Regions from separate parts of the Homo sapiens genome. Here region 1 is linked to region 2. A link is an interaction called in ENCODE POLR2A ChIA-PET data of the cell type or tissue named here. Cell type or tissue: GM12878. All regions are shown on one strand.

Region 1 (2,500 bases), 150 kb before region 2:
AATGAGTAAGTTTAGGGAAGATAGATTTTTGGCAGAAGAGGGATTGGAAATATTTTTTATGTGTGCAGTTCCAGATCCTGGATAATATATGTTTTGTAGTCACCACATTTAATTCACAAGGCAGTCCATGATGTCATTTTTCTTTTTCTCTCTTTTTTAAGTTTTTAAAAAATGTTTTAAAACATTTTTTAAAATTTATTTATTTTGGTAGAGACGGGATTTCACCATGTTGCCCAGCTGGTCGGAAACTCCCAGGCTTAAGTGATCTACCCACCTCGGCCTCCCAAAGTGCTGGAATTACAGACTTGAGCCACTGTGCCCAGCTTTTTTTTCTTTTTTAATGCAATGGGGTCTTGCTCTGTCACCTAGCCTGGAGTGCAGTAATGTGATTGTAGCTCATTGTAGATTCAAACTCAGGGCTCAAGCAATTCTCCTGCCCCAGGCTTTCAACTGGTGTAGTGGACTATAGGCACATAATACCATGGCCGGCTAATTTTTTAATTTTTTATTGTTTGTCAAGATGAGGTCTTCCTGTGTTTTTCAGGCTGGTCTTGAACTCCTGGGCCAAAGCAATCCTGCCACCCCCCCCCCACCCCCCCCCGCCACCCAAAGTGACTTTTCTTTTTCTTGAGGGAGGGCACTAATCCTGGAAGTGGAGAGTCCAACATTGTAGGACCTCAAATTTTGTCATCATTTTAAATTATTTGCAAGATGATAAGCTTCTGGGGTTAGAAAGGACATTTCAAATATTGGTTATAGAGGTAATAATTTGACTTTCTAGGTTTACCCATGAATAATCAGATTTTTATTATTGAGACCTAAATGTGTTTGTGATGGACTACTATATAAATATATATATACATCCACTATAAACTTCTCCAATCCTGTTTTTGAGCTCTGCTTTTTAATATATGTGTTCTTTTCTCATTTGTTTTTAATTGCTTTATTTTTTAAAGTAAAAGGATTTAATTTTTTTCAGTTGGCGAAGTTAACTCCTTTAATAAGTACATTGATTATGCCAGTATGTTGTAAACAAATACAAAAGATTTACATTAAAAAAATTTCTTTCATTAGAATTAGGGTATGTTTATTTTGAGGGGATAAGAAAAGACTTTCAGGCAGGCCATTTTATGTCAGAACTTCAGAGTAAAACATAGTATAACATTTGTCTACATAGAACTAATAGTTGAAGTCATTGGTTAGAATGAGCTTTTAGAGAATTAAGAGAAGGGGAAAAGACTGATAATTTAATATCTTCAGTTCAGAATAAATAGGTAAATAATCAAGAAAAGAACATTCAAAGATAAAGGGTAACTGAAAGATGCCAAAGAAGAAGATAAATAACAATTACTGATAACATTCTAAAGAGACGTCAAAGAGAATGTCATTACATAAAGGGAATTAGATTTGATCTTTAACATTTTTAGAGACCTTTGAGAGTAAAGACAGCAGAAGGGCTGCTATATTTAAGTTGCCTTCTTCTTTTTCTTTTTCCTTTTTTTTTTTTTTTGAGACGGAGTCTCACTCTCTTGCCCAGGCTGGAGTGCAGTGGCGCGATCTCGGCTCACTGCAACTTCTGCCTCCCAGGTTCAAGCAATTCTCCTGTCTCAGCCTCCCAAGTAGCTGGGACTACAGGTGCATGCCACCACACCTGGCTAATTTTTGTATTTTTAGTAGAGATGGGGTTTCACCATATTGGTCAGGCTGGTCTCGAACTTGTGACCTCAGGTGATCCACCCGCCTCTACCTCCCAAAGTGCTGGGATTATAGGCATGAGCCTCTGCGCCCGGCTGCCTTTTTTTTTTTTTTTTTTTTTTTTTTTTTTTTTAGAGCAAAAATCCTCTAACTTTTCAGTGTCTCTTGATTTCTTCAGAGCTGTTTTCCAGCTGTTAATAACTTTTTTTGATATTGTAAGCCAGACTTGAATGATTTAGTATCTAGTTAAAGGATATATATTTTGGTAGTAGGTATAAATTATAAAAGCATCTTAGAATCAACATTCTTTGAAAAGTACTGTGAAGGAGAAAAGTAACCTTGGTTAGAAGCTAGATACTTGACATGTGTTTGAAATTTATTTTGTGTAATAACTGAATTTATCCACATTGCAGTATTTATTTAAATTCCTTATTTTTGCCTGAGCATATATGTTTTCCCTACTGCTCCTAGGTAGGAAGTGCTATTTTTTTCCTTTTGGTTTGCAGGAACACCTTTGTCCTAGAATATTGTGGAGAGGTACTCGATCATAAAGAGTTTAAAGCTCGAGTGAAGGAGTATGCACGAAACAAAAACATCCATTACTATTTCATGGCCCTGAAGAATGATGAGGTAAGCAGCTTGGATATGTTTGCCTTGAAACAGATCTGTTAGGTTTGAAGGAGCCATTGATACTGATTTGATTTTTTTTTTTTTTTTTTTTTTGGAGACGGAGTCTCGCTCTATCGCCCAGGCTGGAGTGCAGTGGCAAGATCTCGGCTCACTGCAACCCCTGCCTCCTGGGTTC
Region 2 (2,500 bases):
TTTTTGTGTTTTTAGTAGAGACAGGGTTTTACCATGTTGGCCAGGCTGGTCTTGAACTCCTGACCTCAGATGATCCACCCCCCTCAGCCTCCCAAAGTGCTGAGATTACAGACGAGAGCCGCCTCACCTGGCCCAAAATTGAATTCTTTGGCGAATAGTAGTTCTTAATTTTAATGTAGTTTATCATTTTTTTCTAATATCTTTTGTGGCCTGTTTAAGGAAATAGTTGCCTACATATAGGTCTAGATGATATTCTTTTATGTTATAATCTAGAAGTTTGCTTGTTTTACTTTAACCTTTAGACCTCTAACCCATCTCGAATTTACTTTTGTGTGGTGTGCGTAGGGATCAAGATTCTTTTTCTCCCCATATGGGTATCAGTGACTTGGCACTATTTGATATTTGACATTTGTGTTTTAGAAGAGTTTCCCGTGACTTAATTGGCATGCACTGTTTATGATCATGCTGTTAACCTTCCATAACATCCTGATAATTGTCATTGTACATATAGTAGTAGTAGTAGTAGCAGTGGTAGCTGCTAAAATATATTTGTTTTTTCATGCTTCTAAGTCCCAATTCATGCCACCCCTTCAGTGGACAGGCAGTTCCTTGTAGGCAGAGACAACTCTTAAACTTATTTTAACAAAACATTCAGACATTTCCTGGGTGCCCCATGGCACTGTAGTGGGTATGCTGCGTCCTGTGACTCTGAGCCCCTTAGGCTTTGTGCACTAGAGAAAAGACAACATGGACTCCCAGGGAAGACAAGGACCTGCTGAGCCAGGCCCTCCAGTGCTGGCCTCCTGACCTGCTAGCCAGACTCTGTCCATACTCTGGACCTACCGAGCCAGGGGTGTTCTGACTAGAAATATGTGTTACCTCCGATAGTTGCTTCAGGGTCAGTTGTTTCAAACTGGGGCTGTATGTTTTAAATGGTTTTTGGCTCTTCCATTGACCCTGCAGACATTGGGAGCAGCATGTGATTCTGTAGCACTAAGAATTGTAATACAGAAATGAAATGCAATTCATATTTTTGTTTCTGGAGAAGATGTCTCATATATCATCTTGGAATATTTTCTGTAACCTATCCCACATACCTCCAACCCACCTCCAGCGCATATACACATGCACATACAGCATGTACTCTCCACACCCAGCCCCCTGCCTACAGTGCATCCCACCTCCTTACACTCCCTTAACCTCACAACACCACCACACACCCCAGGCCCTACCCCACACACTTCCCCCCACAATAGTACCTCCCTTCTCCCCACACCCTCCCATTCCCTGCACACCTCCAACACTCCACAGCACCCCTCCACATGCCCCCAACCCACACCTACAAACCCCAACCCCTTTACACCAATACATATCTCATACACACCTCAAAACACACATAAGCAGCACCACCTTTATACCTCCATACCCACAATTTGCCTTTCCCTACACATACACCTTCAGCAGCTGAGACGGACTTGCTGTTTCTAAGCCAGTTGTTCGGAGATCTGGGAGACCCCATAGCGAGCTTGATAAGGCTCAGTCATGCCTGGCCCTCTTCCTTCCTTCGGAGCTTTCCCTTAAATTCTGGGGCCCTGGCTTCTCCCTGGTTTTGTTTTGGAGGGAAGCAACAGCTTGTATCCTTGAAAGAATTCCAAGAGGAAAAACAGTTGCTTCGGCAACGGTGCCCTGTGGCAGTAACATCCACACTCCTGGGCTGTTTTGATTCAGGGCTCTAAAGAGCTGCTCTGTCTAGAGAAAATGTGAGTGGCTGGAGCAGAAAACATTTGTCCTTTCAAGGACAGCCCCCCTCCCATTGTTTTCAGGGCAGGGCACCACTAGATTTCTTGCAGGGTAATTTGAATCCTGAAGAAAAAGCACCTGTGTTTGACATCATCTGGTTAAAGCAGGACTTTCCTGTCCTGGGCCCAGGAGTCCATGACTCAGGCAGCTTCCATCTATGTAGGAAGTGAGAGTGAATGCTGGGCTGTGTCTGGGGTGAGGAGTCAGTTTCCACATCTGGCTGTTACAAGTGTTATTGTTGAGGCCTCTCTGTGCACAGAGCCTGGGTGGGAAATGGGGTCAGTGAGGCTGGCCCTTGCCTCAAGCACGGTCAGGCTGGGGCCCTGTGGGAAGGCTGATCTGTGTACCCCCAGGTATAATACTGTATACTGCCATCCACGGAGGAGGGGCAGAGGAGAGCTGTCAGTGTCTTGGAGGGAGGGCATGGACAGGGGATGGGGGACAACACTTGCATGCATGTCGCGTGGAGGAGAGCGCTCAACCCAGTATCGATATACATACCCTGCTTTATCTCATTGGTTGGCTTATGAGTAGTGTCCCCATTTGGGCTTTGTCCCAGGCTGCATAACTCACAAGACAGAGCCTGAGCTGGTAGAGGTGCTGAGAAAACACTTGAGGGATTGAGTGGATGGCATGGAGAGTGATAGCTGTTTCCAGGTGTGAAAGAGGTGGAGGGATTTTAGGCAGAGGAGGGGCAGGA

The links. ChIA-PET counts read pairs that join two places held together with the same protein. Peaks named below come from ENCODE experiments on the same cell type or tissue, not always from the same donor. Only the 100,000 strongest peaks of a DNase experiment are listed, where the experiment ranks them.
Region 1: POLR2A ChIA-PET joins it to region 2 with 5 read pairs; 6 of 35 experiments call an interaction of 5 or more read pairs at or near these places.

What each region holds. Positions count from the first base shown.
Region 1 is chr3:47,105,822-47,108,321 of GRCh38, reverse strand. It overlaps SETD2 (SET domain containing 2, histone lysine methyltransferase), which reads left to right. Exons shown (of 21, transcript NM_014159.7): 6 at 2,202-2,325. Among named protein-coding and RNA genes, the nearest start is that of SETD2, 57 kb to the left of the region's middle. In GM12878, no CTCF peak of the experiment used is centred here; no DNase peak of the experiment used is centred here.
Region 2 is chr3:46,959,785-46,962,284 of GRCh38, reverse strand. All of the region lies in intron 1 of CCDC12 (coiled-coil domain containing 12), which reads left to right. Among named protein-coding and RNA genes, the nearest start is that of CCDC12, 16 kb to the left of the region's middle. RefSeq lists enhancers at 1,171-1,672, 1,720-1,819. In GM12878, no CTCF peak of the experiment used is centred here; no DNase peak of the experiment used is centred here; H3K27ac peaks cover 1,090 bases.